3 separate regions of the Homo sapiens genome follow, and regions 2 and 3 are each linked to region 1. Evidence: chromatin loops called from intact Hi-C (ENCODE). Cell type or tissue: heart right ventricle. All regions are shown on one strand.

What was found. A loop is a pair of places that touch in the nucleus more often than their neighbours do. Peaks named below come from ENCODE experiments on the same cell type or tissue, not always from the same donor. Only the 100,000 strongest peaks of a DNase experiment are listed, where the experiment ranks them.
Region 2: a loop joins it to region 1, with 2.8 times the contacts of the local background. A loop is called at or near these places in 40 of 110 quality-filtered maps.
Region 3: a loop joins it to region 1, with 2.2 times the contacts of the local background. A loop is called at or near these places in 2 of 110 quality-filtered maps.

What each region holds. Positions count from the first base shown.
Region 1 is chr15:48,654,408-48,662,407 of GRCh38, forward strand. No RefSeq gene overlaps it. Among named protein-coding and RNA genes, the nearest start is that of FBN1-DT, 13 kb to the left of the region's middle. In heart right ventricle, no CTCF peak of the experiment used is centred here; a DNase peak (open chromatin) is centred at 3,783; H3K27ac peaks cover 2,714 bases.
Region 2 is chr15:48,790,746-48,798,745 of GRCh38, forward strand. It overlaps CEP152 (centrosomal protein 152), which reads right to left. Exons shown (of 27, transcript NM_001194998.2): 3 at 7,203-7,306; 4 at 6,916-6,985; 5 at 6,556-6,834; 6 at 5,265-5,415; 7 at 2,576-2,716; 8 at 492-631. Among named protein-coding and RNA genes, the nearest start is that of CEP152, 16 kb to the right of the region's middle. RefSeq lists enhancers at 4,088-4,367, 7,484-8,000. In heart right ventricle, no CTCF peak of the experiment used is centred here; no DNase peak of the experiment used is centred here; H3K4me3 peaks cover 1,684 bases; H3K27ac peaks cover 2,914 bases.
Region 3 is chr15:48,718,405-48,726,404 of GRCh38, forward strand. It overlaps the pseudogene LOC645405. Among named protein-coding and RNA genes, the nearest start is that of FBN1-DT, 77 kb to the left of the region's middle. In heart right ventricle, no CTCF peak of the experiment used is centred here; DNase peaks (open chromatin) are centred at 444 and 3,257; H3K27ac peaks cover 3,485 bases.

The DNA.
Region 1 (8,000 bases):
GAGGCCCTATGCAAGAAACTGATGGAGGCCTCCGGCCAACAGTGATGGACTAAGGCCCACAGTCCAAACCACGCTTGATGAACTGAACTCTGCTATTGATAACAATCACACAAGCAAGCTTGGGAGTCTTCAGATGAGACTGCAACCCCAGCCAACACCTTGATTCAGCAGTGAGAAACGTTCAGCCCGAGGCATCTAGCTAAGCAGTGCCTCATTTGTGACACAGAAACAATGAGATAACAAATGTGTAGTGTTTGAAGCCACTAAATGTTGAGGTTATTTGTTACACAGAAAGAGGTAACTAATATGTCAGCAAACTCCCTAAACTTGTTTCTTCCCCTAAATTCTGTTTTAATTATTAGGACCACCATGTTCTCACTCACCTATGCTTGCAAAAGGGTTTATCAGAGGTCCTTTATCTGTGTTTCTCTCATCTATGAAAGCTTGAATGCTTTTTGTATTTTTCAATCACAATTGGTATGATTTAGTAGTCTTAAAATTTGTTCCCTTTGAGTTCCATCTGGAACTCAAGCCATTTGTGCTACAGCTTGAAATTTCTCAATTTCTGCATGATTCTGCTAGCAACAATATTAATGACATCATACTGGATATCTTTCCACAGATTAAAAAAAAAAACTTGGGGAAGTGTCCAGAGTGATAGAATAGGAGAAGGAAGAGTCTGGGAAATACTAGAAAATTCTGCCCAGAGTTTGAAAATCAACTACATAAATAGGGATGGAACAAGCATGGAATTAGAAGACAGAAGACTATGGTCCTGTCTCGGCTTTGCTACCCATCTGCTGTGGCCTCAGAAAGTCACTTTACTTCTAGGGTCCTCCCTTTCCTCTTTAGGAAAATAAGGGAGTTAGATTTCAATGAAAGGCAGGCCACGAGTGGGCTATTTCAGGATAAACCAAGGAGCTTGTTACACTTCAGATTCCTGTCCCTAACAATCACCCAATGCAGATTCAGTAGGTCTGAGGTGGAGTCTAGGAATCTGTATTTTTAAAGTGTCCAGTTCTCTGAAATATAACAAGGTATGGAAATCCATGAATTAGATCCTTCCAAAGAATATTTACAATTCTAGTGCTGTAATTGCGGAGCAGTGTTTATTATATGGCAATTCTACCTTGCATGCACATTGTAAAACATATCCCGCAAAAAGCTAATTTTAAAGGATAATTTTTTGTGTGTACATGTGCCTGTACATGTATGTTTTTTTCATTTTATTTTCTTCCCAAACCCTAACTGATCTCCTTGCATCATCACTAGAACACATGAATCTCAGGAGAACCACTGGAGACCGTGACAGGTCTATGGAAATTGGGTGAAAAGGGGTACAAAGGTCAAGAACACCGAGACAAACATCCAAGGTAGCAGGCGAGCTCCTTCTACTCGTGGTACTGCTTGGCATCACATGGAATACTGAGAAGTGTAAGGGGTGTGTGTGTGTGTAGTTAGCCCTTCTTGTTCTCACCTGAAAGCCCATCTCCATACAGTGTCATATCACAAAAAACAGAATCTGTCTTAATGAGAAAACATCTGACATGATCTTCAGTAAAAAGTAACATAAGTCATCACTGAAGGACTCTCATGAGATGTGAAGGGAAGACTGTGCCACACCACGCACAGCACAGTTTTCTCTCTTTACTGTAGAATCCCCATGTCTCCCTCAGACCTTAATTTCCCCATCTCCAAATCTTTCAAATCCACCCGTACACCTGTGCTTGCCATGGTTGTCCTCCTCTCTGCCCCTGGCCTCTTTCCTAAGATTCCTCAGTCTACCCTCCAGGCCCACCAGCCCCCTATTAGGCAGAGTTATTTCCCCTTCTCTCAGCTTCTCCCATTTGCTCAGCCTGGGATTCGTTTTCAGTTGAAAGGGAACACAGGATCACAGTTAATGTCTAGTATATTTTTAACCCTGTACACCAAAAAAGAAAAAAAAAAAGGGAAACTAACAATGTAAGGCAATTAGTGCTAAACCAACAGAGAATGGGAGTTCTAGATGTTCAGAGGAGAGGAAGAGACCTCTATGCCACAGTGACCAGAAAAGTTTTCATGGAGAAAGGAGGAGATCAGCTGAGGGTTGAAAACTTGGGAAAAATCTTTTACCGGTGAACGGTAGAGCCCTCCTGTCATATTGGAGGAGAAACTCTTGTACAAGGAAAGACCAAAGATAGGAAAGTATGCAACCTGTTTAGAAGAATGGACAAAACTGGGTGGAATGTATAAAGAAGAAAAAGAGAAAGAGAAGATTAGAAAGTGGGTTGGGACCAGAAGATTGAGGATTGTGAAGAAATGCACATTATTATAGAATGTAAAGCATGGGAATGACATGATTTAGAAAATTAATATTTTGTCACCATGCAAGAAGAACTGGAAAACAGAAATCTTTTAAGAAAGGAGATCAGGAGGTTAAGGCAGCAGCTGGGTGTTGGTGATGAGCATGTGCTCCAAAGATTTGTCAGTACACGTGAAAATGAATAGAAAATTATAGTGTCATTTCATGATAGAATCATTACAGCTGAATGAATGATTGAATATGAAAAGCAATGGAGAGAGGGAAGCCAAAGATAACACTGAGACTTGAATTTGGTTGGCCAGAGAATGGACAGAACTAAGGAATTGAGGAGGAGAAAGATGCGAATGGGGAAGAGAGAAGATGGTGAGCTTAGTGTTTGTTACATGTGGCAGTTCTGAAGGCAGCCCAGCCGAGGTGAAGTAGCCAGAAGGCAGAGGTTTTGGAGCAATTTTGCCAGTCAGTAAAGGAGATGCAACAGTTTTGAAGAGACTTGGGATTCAGACTTGTGAGCATCTGTAAGAAATTAAATTTACCAGCTAATTAAAATTGCATTTTCCTATAGTTTAGACTTTTGATTCCTAATAAACCTGCAAATTGACCTGGAAGGGATAACCCTCTTGATAGCCAGCATTTGTTCTTTGAGTTTCAGATATATTCTTGGAAACAGATTCTCATGGCAAGAAGGGTAGGAATCCTGTGTAATTAAAGAGGAAAGGAGGGACAACCTCTAAATATCAGAAACAGACTCTGCTGCTGGCAAACACAAGGATAAAAAAAGACCTACATGTCTCCACTTGGAATGACAGTCAGAATTTTGGGAGGTGATAAAGAAACTACATTCATGTAATACATTCATGTCTGGATAATTTGTGAATAATAAATATTATTAGTGCATGTAGACACTCAAATGATTATCAATTAAAGAAAGCTTTGCAAGATGGTTTTGTTTCCAAGAGAGAATTTTTTTTTGTTTAAAAACTGTCCAAAATACACAATAATAAATTTACATTTCCAGAGATAAATATTCAGCTCTTGACTGAAGATTTGAGAATACATTTGAATTACATTCTTGATCAGGAACCAGGAAGTATATTTCATATTTATTGAGCAAAAATAAATATCCACTTTCACTAGTCTGAGTGCCCATCAGCATGAGATAATCAACATAAATACATAAGGTTGATACCGTTAGCTGAGCTGACTTGTCCTTGTTTCTAGGATGCACATAACTATTTTCCTAGGCCCCTACGGATCCAGGGAACTCAGGTTGCTCGGCACTGTTTGGGGCCCTTTCCACATTTATTTATCTGCCCCCTGGCCCTCACCAAGCCCAATTCCATATTGCCACTGCAAATCTCTGTATTTAATACGCTGCTTTTGCTCAAACTTTATCTCACATTCAAAATGTGTTTTCCCTTACAAAGTGGATAATGCTGTTCTCTGCCAAGCTCTCCTCTTCTGCGCCGACGCACACAGCCCCCAGTTGCTGGGAATGTTAACTGCTAACAGCTCACAGCTGTGTCCCTCTTTGAGCTTTGCCGTTTGCCTCAGAAAACTGCTAGCTCAAGGTGATGCCCTCTTCTAGGGTGTGGCCCAATATTTCCAACATTCCTAAAAGTCTGTTATGGATAATATAAGTTCAATACTCTTCAAGATGAAAGGAGAGGAGACAAGTGACCCATTTCAAAATAAAAGACAAGACATTGTTAAAAGTCCCACAGACTTTACAAGGTCAGGGAAATATTAAGAACAACTTTGTGCCAATAAATTTGGAAAATTAAATGAAATACAAAAATTTCTTGAAAGACATAAATTACCAAACTGGTGCAAAAGAATAGAAACAGGGCTGAGGATACCTTTAAAGATATTAAATTCATAATTTAAAATATCTCCACAAGGAAAATACCAGGTACGAACAGCTTCACTGATATAGTTTATCAAACATTTATGGAGGATATAGTAACATTCCTACAAAAACTTATCCAGAAAATAGAAGCAGAGCAAACACTTCCCAATCATTTTATTAGCCTACCATTATTCTGAAAAAAACAAGCAAGAGCATTACAGGAAAAGAAAGGACAGATCAATAACCCTTAGAAATATGGAACAATAATCTTAAACAAAATTTTAGCAAATCAGAATCAGCAATATATGGAAAGGCAAATGCATTACGAACAAGCAGAGTTTATCCTAGGAATCAAAGGGATTTTTTTAACATTCAAAAATCAATGTAATTCACCATACTAATGAATTAAAAGAGAAAAACAAAATACAGAGAAAGCATTTGAGAAAATTAAACACAAAATTATAATAAAAAACTTTCAGCAACCTAGGAATAAAAGGGAACATCCTGATAAAGAACATCTATGGAGAAACGACACTAACTCACTTTCAGTGGTGAAAGACCAAACGTTTTCACCTTTAGTCAGGAAGAAGGGAAGAATCTCTGATACTGCCACTGAATTTAACACTGTACTGAATGTTGCAGCAAGAAAAAGAAATGAAAGGCATATATATTGGAGAAGGAGAAATCAAACTGCCACAGACAAAACAGCTATTTAGACAGAGTACACTAACAATAGACAAAAAGGTGACTAGAACTAGAAAGTAAATTCACCAGTGACATAGAACACAAGGTCATTACACAAAAATCCAGTATCATTCTATATATTAGCAAAAAAAAAAGTAAAATAGATTTTTTAAAGAACATTTTAAAAACAATACCATTTGGTATTTCACTTTTAGTCTGACTAAATTGGTTCCTGCTAGATGAACACTTCTACAAATAACAATAAGCTAGAAAAAATACAAAAACAAAACAAACAATAATTACAACAACATAATTATCTAAAGGACTAGAGTGTGAACAAAGGCAGGCCGATTCTGGAGAAGAGTTGATACCCAGAGGAAGGAAATGGCACAGGGTGAATTTTCTATTTCTTATGACTTTTGGTCTGAAGACAGGCTGCAACCAGCATGGTATAGGGTGACTAAAATTTTGAGAGAAAATCCATAGTCTTTCTGGACTGAGGAAACAGAGTACAGAGTTCAGGGCAACCCAGCTGATGGAAAGTAAGGGGAGAATCCCAAAAAGGAAAGAATCAAAGAGGGGAAACAACAAAGTTTGTGTGTACATGCTTTTCAAATGTCTGCCTGGCCTGTGAATATTCATAGATGGACAGACTGCATCCAACCCAGTAAAGGCTATAAGAACTAAACTGCAGTTTGAGCTACTGTCCAAGAGACAGAGTTCATAGTCTGTTGTATTCATAAATTTGAATACAACAAAGTTAATTGCCCATTAAACAAAACAAAACCAAATCACAACTCTATTTGAAGAAATACAACAAAATCTAGAGTCTTCGCTATTAAACATTCATAATGTCCAGGATACAACTCCTAGCATTCAAAATACAGAGAAACAATAAAATGTGAGCAATTTTCAGGAGAAAAGACAATCAAGAGATAGAAACTCCAAGATGACCCAAATATTGGAATTATCAGAAAAGAAATTTTAAGGCAGGTATTATAATTCTGATCAATTAAAGAAAATGTGGTACATATACACCATAGAATACTACACGCTAAATACCACATGTTCTCACTTATAAGTGGGAGCTAAACATTGGGTACTCATGGAAATAAAGATGGCAACAATAGAAACTGGGGACTACTACAGAGAGGAGGGAGAGATGAAGGGGTAAAAAACTATTAGGTAATATGCTCAGCACCTGGGTGATGGGATCATTCATACCCCAAATCTCGGCATCATGCCATATGCCCAGGTAACAAACCTGCACGTGTACCTTCTGAATCTAAAATAAAAGTTGAAAAATAAAAATAAAAATAATTGTGATGAATGACGCAAAGGAAAATATGCTTATAATGAATGAAAGGGCAGAGGAATAGCAGTGAAACAGAAAGTATAACAAAGAACTAATGAGAAATTCTAGAATTTATAAATATAATATCTGAAATTAAAAATATATTCGATGAGCTAAACATTAGAATTGAGATCATATTGAAAAGAGTCAGGGAGCCTGAATATTAATCAATAGAAATTATCCAATATGAAGAACACAAAGAAAAGGACAAAAGACTTAAAAAAATTAACAGAGCTTCAAGGACTTCTGAGACCACCATAACAAAAGATCTATCATAAAAGCATCTGAAGTTATAGAAGAAGAGAAAGAGACAGATAGCAGAAAGCATAGTTTTTGAATAACTATGACCAAAAATGTTGCTATATTTACAGATTGAGGATGCTCAGCAAACTGGGGAAGAATCAATATAAAAAAGACTATGTTAATGCTGCTAAAAAAAAACACAGATAAGGAGAAAATCTTCAAAGGAGCCAAAGAAATGACACATTACCTACAGGGGAACAATCATGCAAATTAATTTTGACTTATGATCAGAAATAACAGAGGTAAAGAAACAGTGAAACAATATCTTTAGGGTGTGGAAACAAACAAACAAAAATTGTTGGCCCCAAATTCTCTACCCAGCAAAAATATCCTCCAAAATGAAGGACAAACAAAGGCATATTCATTCTAAAAAATGTCACTTTAAATTTGAAATACTCAGAAATAAATTTAATAAAATATATGCAAGACTCATATAAGAATTATAAAATATTCCTAAAAGAAATTAAAGAAGATCTAAATAAATGGAAAGATGTAATAGTTTATAGATCAAAAGACTCAATGTTCTTAAGAATTAAATTCTTCCTAAATTAGCCTATAAACATAATCTCAATTAAAATCCTAGTATACATTTATGCAGAAATTAAAAAACTGATGCAAATTTTATAGGGAAAATATAAAGGAACTAGAATAGCCAAAATAATTTTGTCTTATAATTCTATCAATTGCTGAAAGTAGGGTATTAAAGTCTCCAACTATAATTGTGGATTTGTCTAGCTCTTTCAACCTAGTGGTGACTACAGTTGCCTCACACTGCCTTGTTAATTCTTGTTGGTTCTGGGTGAGCATGGAGGCCCATTTTAGCACAGGACCCTGCAGATGGTACCCTGGCATGAGAGTCCAAACACCCTTCACTTCCAAGAGAATCAGAGCATCCTTCCCTTTCATTAGGTAGAGAAGGAACGATCAGCTTCCACCTCAGCCCTGCTGATACCACTCAGTGGAGGAATCATAGCACTCAAGTCTGTCTTTGTGGGCTAGAGGAGGAGGCTGCAATTTTTCCATTGGCGTTTGAACAGAGTTTGGCAAATTTTGAATTTGCCAAAAAAATTGTGTTTTGTTGTTAGGCCACTCTTTTCCCCATTCTTTGGTGGCAGAGAACAGGGTTTTTGTTGTTGTTGTTGTTTTAGCGTTTTTGTGTGTATGTAAGGAAACCTGGGAGGCTGAGGCAGGAGGATTGTTTGAGGTCAGGAGTTCAAGACCAATCTGGGCAACATATTGAGACCTCATCCCTACAAAAAAAATAAACAATTAGCCAGGTGTGGCCACATGCACCTGTGGTCTCCACTGCTCGGGAGGCTGAGGCAGGAGAATTGCTTGAGCCCAGGAGTTTGAAGCTCACTAGCTATGATCACACTAGTGCCTGAGCAACAGAGTGAGAGACTCTGTCTCAAAAAAAAAAAAAAAAATTGACTATAATATATATGTCTGACATAGGACATATCAGAATACATAAAGAACTCTTACAATTCAATAAGAAAATAAACCAGTTT
Region 2 (8,000 bases), 140 kb after region 1:
TTAATAGAGACGGGGTTTCACAATGTTGGCCAGGCTGGTCTCAAACTCCTGACCTCAGGTGATTCGACCGCCTCGGCTTCCCAAAGTGCTGGGATTACAGGCGTGAGCCACTGCATCCGGCCATCACTTTCATTTTTAACCCTGCCCCCTGCCAAAAAATGAATCAACCACCACCAGGCTTAGCTACCAATGACTTATGACTATTTCCAAAAATCAAATGGCTATCTCATTAATCAAAGAATGTGAATGTGTCACCACTTTAAACTCAAGTTTAAAAAACAGTTCTCCAAATGGAGAAGCAGCAGGAAAAATAAAAATAAAAGCTTCTCGGGATACCAATTCTGAAGCAAACTATTGCAGTCAGGAAATTTAAGTTCTAATGCTTTGTCAATAACTTCAAAGTTCTTCTAAATTTAGTCCTACCCTACAAAAAGTTTTGTTAAATAACTAAACTTTTAATTTTTTTACCATACATAAGTTAAAATAGGTACCTGTTCTTCATTGACTTTTAATGCTTGTATCTGAGTCTCCAGTGCTTTTATTTGAGCTTCAAGCTGTATCTCTCTTTCTTTTCCATTCTGAAAGAGTTTCTGTGATTCTCGAAGGCTGAGAGTCAAACCATCCTTTTCATCTACGGTATTAAAAATGTTTATATAAATAATGTTCCTGTAGAGGGACCCCAATGTCACAATCCCAATCAGATGTCACGTCTGTATCATATATAAATGTTGTTGAATTAAATTTAATTCAGAAAAATGAACTTTAGTTGATTTAGAGAAAACTAAATAAAGAATTTACTTACTTACTTATTTATTTATTTTGAGACAGCGTCTCACTCCGTCGCCCAGGCTGGAGTACAGTGGTATAATCTTGGCTCACTACAACCTCAGCCTCCCCAGTAGCTGGGATTACAGGCACCTGCCACCACTCCCAGATAATTTTTATATTTTTAGTAGAGATGGGGTTTCACTATATTGGCCAGGCTAGTCTCGAACTCCTAACCTCAAGTGATCCACCCACCTTGGCCTCCCAAAGTGCTGGGATTACAGGCGTGAGCCACCTCACCCAGCCCCAAATAAATAAATTATTAAAAATTAAAAATTAAAAAAAAAAACAAACCTGATACCAAAAAAATTTTTTTAGAGAAGCAGAACTACTTCCTTTAAAACTATTATTGCATCCCTTTTGGGGACAAATCCCTGCTAATCAAAGAAGTTATCTGAGGACTAATTATCCTACACATACTTGCAATGAACTCTTTTTTTTGAAACGGAGTTTCGCTCTGTCGCCAAGCTGGAGGGCAGAGGTGCAATCTCGGCTCACTGCAAGCTCCGCCTCCCAGGTTCACGCCATTCTCCTGCCTCAGCCTCCTGAGTAGCTGGGACTACTGGCGCCACCACACACCCAGCTAATTTTTTGTATTTTTAGTAGAGATGGGGTTTCACCATGTTAGCCAGGATGATCTCGATCTCCTGACCGCGTGACCCGCCCTCCTTGACCTCCCAAAGTGCCGGGATTACAGGAGTGAGCCACCGTGCCCGACCCACTTGGAATGAACTCTTAAATTCACCTAATGTTAAATTCTTCCCACATACTTTGCTATAACAGCTCACAAGTTCTTCTCTCAAAATAAATGTTATGAGCATTACAGAAAGAGACATTTTTACCATCAATTAAATTTGAAATGAGCTAGAGTTCAATCACAAAAGTATTCTGCAAATGAAAGTTCAACGTGGACCAAAACTAGAGAAAGCACAAGGAGTAAGCAATTATAATTTGAATCTGTATTTACTCTGTGTGTTTATCCCAGACATGGCACTTCACAATCACTAACTCTTATTTGGATTAAAACGTTTATGCTAATTTGTAGCCTCAGGAAACGCTGCAGTGCAAACTAAACACAAATCACTCTGAAAGCTGGAATACTTCATCCAGAGTAATGACATAAGGAATCAGACATAAGGAATCAACAACTTTTTAGGACAGAATGCCATCAGTACAGTTAAATAATGTTCAATGATTCTAAAAGCCTAAGTGAGAAAAGGGAAAATATAGGGACTCCAAAATAGAGTGTCTTTTTTTTTTTTTTGAGACAGAGTCTCACTCTGTCACCCAGCCTGAAGTGCAATGGCGCTTTCTCGGCTCACTGCAACCTCCGCCTGCAGGTTCAGGTGATTCTCCTTCTCCTGCTTCAGCCTCCCAAGTAGATGGGATTACAGGTGCCTGCCACTATGCCCCGCTAATTTTTGTATTTTTAGTAGAGACAGGGTTTCACCATGTTGGCCAGGCTGGTTTTGAACTCCTGATCTCAAGTGATCCGCCCACCTCAGCCTCCCAAAGTGCTGGGATTACAGGCGTAAGCCACCATGCCTGGTCTCCAAAACAGCGTGTTCCAAAGAGAAGTAATCCAAGGCCAACACTCAGAAATCCTGGGTTTTGTTTTGCTATGCCTCACTCACTATGAGCCCTCTGACCAAGTGTTTTTACTCTCTAAGCTTCGTATGTAATCTGAGGTTATTGGAAACAAGATATCTAACTCAGTGTACCTCATAAATGACAGCATCCAGCATCTTACCTTTTATTATTACAAGCTGGTGATTCAGATATCGAATTTGACGTTCACTTTCATTTAACTTTTCAATTAAGTTCTCCAGTTGTCTCTCTTTTGCTTTGTTAAGAACCTGAAGTTGAATAATCTGCATATTTTCTGCAGAGTCTGGGAATTAAAGACAATTTATTAGATAAAAACATACCAAAATATAAATTTATAGTCATTTAAAGCAGTGTTTTTCAAACTGTGACTACAACCTTTTAGAGCATCATGAAATCAATTCAGTGAATTGTGACTAGGATTAAAAAAGAGAGAGAGAATATATCAGAGTGCATCATGTAGTAAGAAACAGTCTTATTTTGTGAAACTTGTTTCATTTATATATACCTGTTCATATAGATACATGTTGTACACCATATCACAATGTAAAAAAATATAGTTCTTACAGTGGGTCACTGATAGGAAAGTTTGAAAGTCACTGGTTTAAGTTATAACCCTGAATCACTAACTACCATTTTAGCCAGTTAAAAATCAGTATATAACAACTGCAATGAAATAAAGTAATATGCTGTCAGAAAATTAAAAACAAAACAAGTACATCAGCTTCTATAAAATCATTTTTAAAGAAAATTTCTAGACAGCCTCAAAATATTTTATTTTAGGCAGGAGTGGGGAAAATATTATATTTATATTGATGCTGGCACATAACTGAATTAATTAGCTAGTGAATAGATTAATCAAGAATTTTGGGGAGGGAGCAGGGGAGAAGGGTTGAAAAACTATCCATTGGGTACTATGTTCACTATTTGGGTGATGGGTTCACTAGAAGTCAAACCCCAGCATTATTTAATATACCCATATAACAAACCTCCAAATCTACTCCACGAATACATAATTTAAAAAAAAATTTTTGAAGTCTTCTTTTAGAAACAATTAGTCATTTGGGGACCACTTTAAAAAGAGAAAAAAAATGGAAAAAAGGATTGGTAGGTATGCTTCAACTACATAATGATAAATATTCTACTTACTACTAGAACAATGTTTCTGTTAGCTTACAATCAGAAATAAATGCATTTACTGAGTTTTAACCACTTGCTAACTAAATAATTCTGTCCTCTTTTTAGAAAGAGATCTGGTTAAATAAAGAAAATTAAAGACTGAAAAGTTTATACAAGTCAAACTCCTCATAGGTCTTATAGTAGAGCTAGCCCCATCTCCAAATTTTTTAAATTACTGTTGCTAAGAAACTATAATCACTAATTTGGCACTACCATTAAGTTATTTAATTAACTTCCAAATGTCAAATTTAGACAAATGTGTAACTGACTCAACTTGAAGAAGTGCAGAGTGTTAAGAAAGGTAAGGAAAGGTTTTTATATGCAGAAAGACCAGGAGATACAAATACAACTTTTCAAGGGAACTGAAAGAGTAAACACTAAGGAGATGTCAGGCCACTGCTGTGAGGTTCATTTACTCAACCTAAAACCAGTTATGTCATATACACTGTCCACTTCCTCATTCCACAAAAAACTTAAGAACAAAGAGAGGCCATCCTCATATTTGCTGTTGACTCCTTCAGGGGAAAATGAATTCTGGGCCTCCCCCTGTAACTACCCTGCCGTCCCAGTGTACGATGGAAGCAACAATATGAAGTCACAACCCAAAAGTCCAGTTTTCTCTTTGGTATAGCCCAGGTAAGCCAGAATATCCAGTATGACCTTTCCCCTACTAATTAAAGGGAAACAAAAAGTAAAACAAAAACACTTGCTGCCACACTCTAGAATTACACTGGCTCTTCAATATGCACAATAATTAGAAGCTATTTAGTGTGCCAGACAGTATGACAAGAGTAATTCAGTACAGTCACTATACGGGTTTATATTTTGGGATTTTTGTTTTTTGATACTAGCATTTCATCTCAGAATTCTCTAGTACCTATAAGCACTTTTTTCATTCTCATATTTATATACATACTATACAAAAAAAACTGGCAAATGCCACATGACTGAACCTGATATCTAAGTAATTCTGAATATAAACTAATTTATATCAGAGTTGACTAAAAACTGTAAAATCAAAAGAAAAAAGTTGATGATAGTGCTGATGTATTAAATTACACTTCTATATAGTCAAAAATCTGAGATTGAAAACTATGTTTCATTTTCCAAATTAGGCTTCAGTCAAAAAAATATATAAAGTTCATAAAAAGTCTTTTAAAATTTTTTTAAATTTCAAATAAGTCCAGGTATCCTGTATGATAGGCGAGGATACTTAACACTATACAAATAAGGAGAAAAGGCTTAACAAACTAGAATGACTGAAATATAAAGTTGGAAAAATGTCTTTTAACTTTTCATTACGAAAAATTTCAAATATATAAGAAAGTAAAGAGAATAATATGATGAATCTCCACGAACCCATCTCCCAGATTCAACAATTATGAACTCATGGCCAATTTGGCCACATCTATATTCCCACCCAACATTACCCCTCAACAGCCTATTATTTTAAAGTAAATCCTAGACTTCATGTCAGTTTATTCATAAATACTCTAGTATATATCTCTAAAAATAAGGGCTCTTTGAAATATCAAGCACAATTCTATTGTCATACTTAAAAAATAATAATTCTTGAATGTGCTCAAATATTCATTGTGTATTCAAATTTCCCCAATTATGTGGTATTAAAAAATAAATATAAACTTGATACCTACTCTCATTAGCTCCTAAAAATTGTTGTTGCAGGCCTTCGAATGTGTCACTTCCTGTTATCTCCTGGGCTGGTGAGCCATTATTCTGGGCAGAAGACTGATAAGGTTTATATGTCACTTTATTATACGGTTCCAAACCTTGACAACTGGGACCCTGTGATAACAAATGAAACTGACAATTAAGATTTGGCCTTTTCTTCCAAAATTATCTGAATTAGACACCTAAATTAATGTTACGTTACAGAACTTACTTTTGGTACAGTTCAAAGTTGTTTATATATATACACACACACACACACACACACACACACACACACATATATATATCTGCTCAAAAGTAGCACGTATTGTTATTTAACACTATTAATTGAAAGTCTGCAATACATAATTTATAGACACCTAAATTCTACTTTTGAGCACACAATGAAGGCAATTTTATAAATAAAACCCAAGAATTCCAATAAGACTATATAGAAATATTTTATTACAAATGATTTAGATTATGCCAACATCTTGGGAATATAAAAATGCACATATCCAATAACATGAACATGGACCACGGTGCCTCATATCTAATAAATAGTAACTCTTATGGGATGAATAATAACATTCTACGGAGATAGAATTAAGAGAAAATAACCACTTAACAGCCTAAAAAATCCATCCTGTCATTGCGTGACACAGACTAGCTGTTGAGGTATTTGCTGTCATTGAGAAATTCTAAGAAGCAACTAACTATATCCTGAGGTCTTACTTCATTAAACTCCCCCCCAGGAAAAACAAGGTTTTTTGGTTTTTCCTTCACATTCATCCTGTCTACTGTTATATCACCATACAATAGAGATATCAGCTTTGACATGTTTAACCTAAAATTTGTTATGGGTGGTGAGCAAGAAAACTGAGGAAATTAAATGTTGCCACCTACACAGAATTACTGCTTTAAAAACTACAATAAGAGACCTGAACACAGCTTCTCATTGAAGCACAGTGCAGTGGTAGAAGCAGCAGTAAATGAGGATAGTTATTCTTTGGCAGACTTAACTTTTAATGTTTAATCAACTATGTCCAAAGAGCCTCTATTTTAAACTTCTGACTTAAGATCATGATTGTATTAGACTGTAAACAGAAAATACCATGACTAATTCACCATGAACCTGAATAAGTGCCCTCTCAGAACTTCGTGTGGTTAAATCATCTTACCATTGTACTCACATACATTTCCTGAACACACACAAACATCACGCAAATGCGTGTGCACACACACAAGTTCTTGAAAGTCAAGTTTTTACAATACCTGAAAATGGTTCCATTGAGGATCTGAAAATTTAATTACATTGGTTGCTTGGTTATTAAATTCCTGCTTCTGACCATTGGTATATGGCCTAAAGTTTTCAGGAAGGTGATATAAATCAGTCTGTTCACATTTACTTGGAGGACTATAACCACTTCCACCTTCATCTCCACCTTCTTCAGGATGGTACACAGGATGTCGGTCTTCAGTTTTACTTCTATTTTCTTCCCAGACATTACCACATTTTTCTCCAGCATATAAACTCTGAATTTCATTATAGCCCTATTAGATAACAAGAGTAAAACAAAAGCACGAAGATCCAGTCCCACCCTCACCAAAGTCATCATCACACCAGATACTTACATTTACACTTTGAGATTTGGGCAGCATTTGCTCATTCCAGCTCATCTCCAATTGCTCAGGATGATGTGGTCTCGAGAAAAAGGAATACTTTCGATTTAAAGCGTATCATTTATTTGTACATAGATAACACAAAGAACCCCAAGATTTTAACCTTTTTCCTTCCAATCTTCACCCAAAATTTTAAGAATCAATTTACAATTTTATAATCATGTAATTATTAATCTTCATCAAAAGAAAAAGACTTATAGAATTGCAATATACAAGTGAAAGTGACTTCAGGTGCTTACTGTCCGTCTGTGCCATCCTCGCTGCAGTCCGAATACTGGAGCTCTGGAGAGGAGAGGTCGTCATCCAGCATGTCATGGGGAAGGTCTGTGAGTAACTGCTGCAACTGAGTCAAAAGGTCTGCATCAATATCATACCAACTTAAACACAAGACACCAAGCCAAAGCTGCCTTGGAACGAGTGGTTTTTTACTGTAGAGGTCAAAGAAGTTCATAATTCCCTCCTTTAATTAACTTCTTAAGTTCCACACAAATTATATTCATCATTTCACTTGGGGAAAAGGGAATGCATAATTTTAGGATTTATATCAGAAGGCTTTTTTTTTTTTTAACGAAGATCTCAGATTTAAATACACATAGAGCAGAATTCAAAAACTTTTTTATGGAAACACAGCAAGTCACAATAATGGTACAATCAATGCATTATGTTATCACAGGGCAGGCAGACTAAGTCTCAGAATCCTGTTTTATCAGTAATCAGACCTTGGGGAATTGACAATTAGGCATCCCACAGGGAATGTGAGTAGCCAGATGCACTCTGGCCAGGTGATGAGAACAGCAGCAGCAGCAGGTGGCCTAGAAGCTCTTAAATGCTCTGATAATGTAGAAACCCGTGGGAGTCACTAATTAGTAGAGAGCCATCTAATTCCAAAGATGAAAAGATACATAATACCCTGCTCTCATACAACATCTGAGTAAAAGAAGAGTTGGAAGACTGTTTTCTATAGATAGCACATGCAAAAGCATGACACTACATCTGACATTAAATGTTTGATTTCTCTCTCCTATTATTTTCTAGAA
Region 3 (8,000 bases), 64 kb after region 1:
CGGGCAGGAGAAGGAAGGTGGCCCCTACTGAGGCTCCACTGGAGAATCAGCTTAGAAGGCTAGGCATCAGGACGATCCAGGCACACACATTCTTTAATTTGTATTTCTAGAGGGTGTCTACATTTCTTACTTTCCTAGTAGTTACAGAATGATAAAGAATGGATATCACTAACTTTAGAGTCAGCTGACAAGAGTTTAAATCCTAGATAAATTAGTTGATTTCAACTGTAAGTCCATAAGGAAATGGTGATGAAAACAAAAGAACAAAACTTGTTCCTTCACTATGTATAGCTTGAGAAGTGCTGGTGGACAGAGGCTGCCTTGAAGCAAGAAGTCCCTTTAGTTTAGGGACTTGGGCAGCCCAAAGTAATCTGCAGGGTTAAAGCCAGGGAATTAAACAGCTGGACTTCACTTTCTTCTTCCTTCCTATCTCCTGCCAGCGCTACTCGGTGACCAAACCCAACTGGGAGCTGGAAAGAGGATGAGTAAGCACTGTTGATGCAGCTCAAACCTGTCAGAGCCCCAAAGTCTAGAGCAGGGTGGAGAAGATGAAGGGAGGGTCTGGAGGAGCAAACAGTTGACAAGCAGATGCAAAATTATTCCTGTAACATCTCCACTTAGACTTACAGTTCCAATTCTAACATGTGAGAAAAGGCTTATTATTATTATTATTATTAGCAGAAGTATCTTCCCCTTCAGCAAGTGCTCCTTGAAGTGCTACTTTGAAGGTCTGGGGAGCTCTGGGGAAGGATGGAGGGCATATTGGAATGTTCTATTTCTACTATGCCATTCTTTAAGGGCAATCAATAAAGGAACACCACAGAAGCAGCAGTGTAGTGGCCCATAGCTGCAGGTTCCTCTAGGATGAGTCTGGCCTGGCAAGGACTGGGGCATTTGCCCAGCAGCTGCCTATTACGGTAACTGTTTCTGATTATTTTGTAGTGGCTCAACTTGTTTGGGTTAAACCATATTCCCCAGAATTCCCTTGCTAATAGGTTCTGCCCAGGTTGGGCTACAGGAGATATTCTCTTGCAAGAGTTGGGGGATGGAAGGGAAATAGCAGCCATTTTGTTGCATTCACATGCTTCTGCCAGTTATGCAATCGAACACGAATGTAGGTGCTGCGATGAAGGAACTTGTGGGTATAAATAAGTTCCTAATCAGGTGATCCTTAATTAGGGAAATTATCCTGTGTGGGCCTGACTTAACTGGTTGGAAGGCCCTACACGAAACAGAGACCCTGCCTGTGAACAGTAGCTTTGACCTGTGCACGTGGGGTCCCAGCTTGCTTGTGCTCTTCCCTTCTTGACTGCCTATTCTGTAGACTTTGGACTCACTTACCCAGCCCCCACAATTGTATACGTAACTTCCTTAGTATCTATCTATCCATATTAGTCATCTTTATCTCCTATTGGTTCTGCTTCTCTGTTTGAACCCTGACTGATAACACTACTTCTTACACGTGGGCAGGCAGGGAAGGCAGTGGAACAGTTCTCATTCCAGTCCCTGTGCCCCCTACACACCCCCACTAGCTCAGTGTCATCCTTTCCAGACTCAGTTTTTCTGTGACCCGTGTCCTTCTCTGACCCCCAATGACACAGGCAGCTCCTCCACTCCCATTAAAGAGGACCTGGAAGGCAAGGAAGGGCCACAGTCAGGGAATCCAGAAGAATGACCTGGTAGAAGGGATGGAGGTGAAAAAGGTAGATGCAAAGAACTGAAGGATCGATTGACAGAAGGAAGGAGGAGAAGAGGAACAAGATTGGTGGGGAAGCAGGACGGGTGGTTTAGGAAAGGTACAGAGAGAAGATCTGGAGGAAGGGAAGGAGTGAGGTCGTAGGAAGGAGAGGGAGACTAGCAGGGTACACCTGTGTTTAGCTTTGTCCTCCTTTGTCATCATCCCCTCCTTGGGAAAGGGAAGGCTGTTTCCACTAGTAGGATGCCTCACACTTCAGTTATAAATAATCTGTGGAGTACCACCCCATATGTGTAAGTGGCTAATCTTTTTTTGTTCCAGTTTTCACTATTTTCAGGTCTTCAATTTTTAGTACTAAAAAGCATAACAATGTTATTCATATGCTTGCTTTAAAATTTTTGATATAAGCGAGGTACAGAACAGTAGGTATACTATGCTACCACTCATATAAAATATGGGATATTTATTCATTTATACTCATGTAAATAGGTTTTGAGTAACAAACTCTGCTTCAAGGGTGGAGAATTAGGCAACTGGGACCAGAGCTGGGAAAGGGGCTTTTTATATATTAATGTTTTAAATGTGGACTTGCTTATGAATTGTCACCATAGATATTGATTATTCTCTGTGCTGCACCTATATGTAAGTAAAACACATAGAGGAGTCAGCCACTGCTATCCTTTCCTACATCTCTCCAAAGCTCAGTCTGTGACAACAGTGAGGCAACACTCCCTGGGAAGGTATTGCCACATATGATTCTGTTCCTCCTCAGCAAACAAATGATTTGTGCCAGTTAACTTAATGCGCCGCAATGATCCTGCTCACCATTGCCATGACCACCCATCCCATGTGCTTTGTGGGAAAATGAGAAACCCCAATAACATATAGAGCCGAGGTTTCTGTACTAGCTTTAGTGAGAGCTCCAGAACAAAGGGAACACATTTTGTACCCATTTAAATCAAAACCAGGCATCTCTGCTTAGGGTGTGCATCCTGATTAAGCAAGCAAAGTTGCACCCACCCCAGAGGAGCCAGCATATACAAGATACATCACGGAAGGACTCTTTCCCTGGTTTTTCTCCAACAGAAACTCGCCTTATGGATTTGGGCTTAAACAATTATCTATGGTCTCTAGAATCGTGGCAGCAAAGGGAAATCAGAGCAGATCAACTTAGTTTAATTTTGAAAAACCCACGGAGAAGGTTTGTGTGATTACAAAGCAATAGATTGAAATGACAGTGAGTTTTGCCAGCTGGAACCATTGAGGAAAGGGTTCTTGGTGGTAAAGCAACTACGTGTCTTGAGAAAACAACTAGTATGTGTTGCAGGCTCAATGGAATTTGCTTAATAAGTTGCACATTTGTCATTGTAGGTCAGTTCTTTGGGTGCCAGAAGACATAACTTCTCTATTATATAATCAGATATTTGTCTTTGCTGGAAAATGAGTACTGAAGAACGTCAATCCTCTGTTGTTTCCAAAAGCCTCTCTCTGGCCAGCTGGGTGTTCTGAACACTGAGCATCCATCACAGGGCACATTATGAAAGCTGAGCCTGGCACTGGGCTTTGGCCCCTCTGCCACTTACCTTTGCACCCTCTCTGCAAGACAACTGACCCAACTCCTCTAAACAGGCTGAGGGCTCAGGAAGTGGGAGGAGAGCAGATGTTTGGCCTTGATCTTAGGCAGAGATGGGAGGCTACAGGATTCCAAATTTTTCAACTAGCAGGTTTCTATCTGGCCACAAATTTTGTCAGCTACAGCAACATGTTAATTACTCTGAAGGACTAAAGCCAAAACATGTTTATTTTTTGAGGTCTTTTTTTAATCTTCTAGTGTCCATACCAATACTCATACCTGTATATATTTTGCTCTAAAATATTTGAAGACTTCTTCCAAGAAGAACAAAACTTTTCATTTCTCCTAAGGAGACCTCTTTCTTTATTCTTTGGTATTTTGACTTTGAGCAAGTACAGATTTTCTTCCTTCTGGTGTTCAAGTGTTTTTTCTTCAGAGCAGGCAAATACATGTAAATAATCTGATTTGTTCCAGGGAAGAGAACTTTGAAAGTAAACTTCCTACAGTATATTCAGGAAGTGACTTGAGGAAGATAATTTGCTTTCAATAGGTGAGATCTTTTTTCTCTCTCCAGATGGGAATATTGCTTAGTTTTTGGAGGAATGGGCCAAATATATTTTTATCTGAAGGGAAGAAAAGAATGTGCCTTTCTTAAAACTTGGTTTTAGGTTTTTCTCAACCTCCCAGCATTCTGGGAACACAAATTTGTGTTGTCCTATATTGACCTAGATTGATATATCCATGTGCAATTTTTATTGAGTACTAAACAACATAGAAGAAATGACAGTGTTTAGTGGGGGAGATTTCACACCAGATTTAGGGGCTTGAAGAAACTAAAAGCACCACCTTATCATTGTCACTCAGAGCTAACATTGATTATTGAGTCCATACTATTTTCCAGTTAGTGTAAGTTCCTTTGCAAAAATTCTCATTTGAACTGATAATCGAAATGAGAGACTGAGGCAAAAGTCTCAGTCGATGGAGGTTTATTACACCAGTTTTAGGGCGCATCTGGGAAAACATGAGCCACAGGCACATCTGTGGCTGTTTTCCTGAAGAGGTTTTTAGGAGCTTTAGAATTTATATATTTCTTTAAAGGGAGATAGGCATGCAGGAAGGGGGGAAGGTAAGGCGAATGGTTATATTCTCTTGAGACTTTAGTTAGTGCCCAGTAAATCTACATTTTACAGAGATAAGATGAATGTTTGAAGAGAAAAAAAGGAGAAAAGAATGAATCAATTATGCAGTTGTCTCTGATAGGTGAAGGAGATGACTGATGTTGTCTTGTCCTTGCTCTGCATCTGGAAGATAAGCTTGTAAGCAACATAATCAGTGTGGAATCAAACGGCTTTAGTTTTAGGAGCTAGATTTAAGACGGTAGACCTAAAGTAACAATTGACATGTCCTTGTTTATAGGAGGCCAGCAAAGAGTTTACTTATGAATGATGTGTGAGGCCAGTCCTTCCCAGATGCCTGAGGCCTTTTATGTTTCTGTGAATAACATTAATAACAGCTATTCATTTGGAAGACAGTGTTGCAAGATGGTTGCTGCAAATCCAGGTGTTACAACCAGACACAGTAACATCTAAAAAATGGCTCTAACCACTGATCTAGAAGTTGCACATTTGTCATTTAAAGTCAGCTCTTTCCAGTGTGGAAGAAAATACTTTTTAGAAAGAAACATTTTCTACAAGCCCTGCAGCCTCTCCCTTATATGGCATTGTCCAGAACTGAGTCATATGCCCATCCCTAAACAAGTCACGGTAACAGGAATTGAGGCCACTGGGATTACTCAGGCCAAACAGGAGTCAGCAACAGAGTTGAAACTGAGTCATGAGGGGAAGTGACAGCTATGCCCCCCTTGGTCTGCCAACAAGGAAGAAGTAGGTAATAACGTTGGGTAGATAACCAATAGTGTCCACTATATGTTCCCATTTTCCAGATGTGGAATCTAGGCTCACCAGTAGGTGACAGAATAAAGATATGCAACATATTTGATGTCAAAGTTTGATCCTAGTCACTACCTCTTCTAACCTGAGAAGTCTGCTTTGTACTAACTAGATCTGAACTATTCAGTACAGGTCTGATCCAATTTTAACAGGATATTTTTCAGAACAGTGCAGCAACTCCGAAATGTTTTTAGTATAAAGTCCTCTTATTAATGATAGCAACGGCATCTACATATGTTTGAAAACGATGCCATATTGATGCTGGAGATATATTGTCGTTTTCATTTGTAGATAATGCATGGCCAGCAAATGAGTTCATATTCACCTTGCAGTAACTCTATGGCTTCCTTGGACTCCTGTTCAGCCACATGAGACTCTTTGCATAAGTTCCTTCCCTTCTTTCTCATCTATAGAATGAGGATAATAAGACCTAGTTTGAAAAATTGTTGGAAGGATTAAGACAAAAGTGTAGGTATAGGGCTTAATATGATAACTGATCCATTGTCATGTTTAATGAATAATCTTGAAGACCTTTCAGAGTAGATTGCGACACTGGACTACATTTTTAAAAACTTTTCCAGGAAAACTAATTGGTAGCCAATGAAATCATTGACAGCTACAGGGTCACTGTGATAATACATGTATTGAGTTCACCCTGTGCTCTTACACAGATAGGATATTTCAACTTTTATTGAATAGGGTGAAATAGGGTGTTTCAATTTTTATTAACCGTTCCTAGGGAAACAGTTTGTGTAAGAGCACAGGGTCAAGAAAATATAAGAAGCAGAATTTCATCCAGTACATTCTATATACAACATGATTGATAAAATTATGAAATGAAATGAGGAAATATTTCAGACAAGGGCTATGCCTGAACCAAAACCAAAAATAAGTTTTAAAAGTTTTGTTGATTCTACTTAATTTACTCATCAGACAACATTTTTAAGAGCACAAGATTTAACATGTTCTCAAAGTTTCCAAATTATTGCTGACCTTTGTGGAAGAAGCCAATTCATTTATCTTACTTTCGAAAATAACAAAGTTTCTATTTAATGATGTTTTACTATTTTGATTTCTAATTAATTTCCTGGTCTGGTCCTTAAGGGGAAAAGTTGTTACAATTATATCAAGAGATTTAAAAATCGCATATTTACTACTAGAAAATTTCTAAATATCTTTTTTCTTTTAAGATGAACCATTACTCGTTGAATTTTAAAATTACAAAAGGTGGTTCTATAATATTACAGGCTTTCCTGTTGTGTTGGTAAATTTCTAGCTGCAGCATAATCTTCATATAATGTCATATTCTATAAATCCCTGCTAAAGAGCAAGATCTATTGCTCGTCTACATCCTGCTGAGAAAGCAAGTTAAACTGATTTCACATGTGGAGGAGCCTGCTGAACTCATTTTCCTGCTTGGAAGCATGGAGGGGAAGTGGAAGGAGCGGAAAAAGAAAAGGACTTTCCCCTTTAAAATAAATTCCAGCTCACCTGTAAGCCAAACCAAATAAAGACAGTATAGGGATTAAAGCCATGGCCTCTAGCGTCACAAGAAAAAAAAAATACATCTATATTTAAATGTAATGTTGGTTCCTTAGTTGTGAAAAAGTTACCATAGTGATGTAAGACATTAACAACAGAGGAGTCTGGGTGAGAGGTATAGAGACTCTGTATATCTTTGCAACTTTTTGGTAAACCTAAACCTATTCTCAAATGAAAAGTTTACTGCCAGATCAAATTGAAAAGCTTACCAAGCATCTTCCACCAAGAACAATTGGCTATCCACGGACTCTTGTTTATGGTACTGGAAAACATGGCACAAGCTTGCTTGAAAACTCTTTATCGAACAATGACAGGTTTAGACACCCCAGTGCTGATGGTAATTAAAGACAGTGATGGACAGGTTTTTGGTGCGTTAGCAGCTGAGCCATTTAAAGTGAGTGATGGCTTTTATGGTACTGGAGAGACCTTTGTTTTTACATTCTGTCCAGAGTTTGAGGTCTTTAAGTGGACAGGAGATAACATGTTTTTTATCAAAGGAGACATGGATTCACTAGCTTTCGGTGGTGGAGGAGGAGAATTTGCCCTTTGGCTTGATGGAGATCTCTACCATGCAAGAAGCCATTCTTGTAAAACGTTTGGGAATCGTACACTTTCTAAGAAGGAAGATTTCTTTATCCAAGATATTGAAATCTGGGCTTTTGAATAAATACAATGCTCTCTGTCTTAGCAGGAGAATGGCCCAAACCTGACATGGACAAGCATTGTTTGGAAAGTTCAAGAAGCAATACAGTGTAACATGTCACTTGTGCTTTAAAATTGGTCTGTCTCACCATTTATTACAGGTATAATTTTGGAGTTTATTTTTCAAATAATGTTCTTGTCCCAGAGTTCTTTAGGTTAACACTATGGACTGCGTCCATGTACTAGTATAACAGCTTGGGTTTGTTAGAATTTGGGCAACATTTTGATTATAATGACAACTTCATTTTCACATGTTACTCAGTTCCCTAATAGGATGGTGCTCTTTTGTTGAACCTGTATTTTTTTTTTTTAACTATATTGATTCGTTTACTAGAACCATCTAATTGGGGCATTGAGGAAATGAAGACTAGATACTTCTGTATCTGTGAAGTTGGCACAGGTAACATTTGGACATGTTCATCTTATTCTTAGGAAGGAAAAAATCACTTGCCAAAATAATACATACTTCATAGACAAAAAAAAAAAAAAAAAAGACTTGGGTATAACTTTTGGCTTTGCCTGCTGCAAGCTTGTGTTA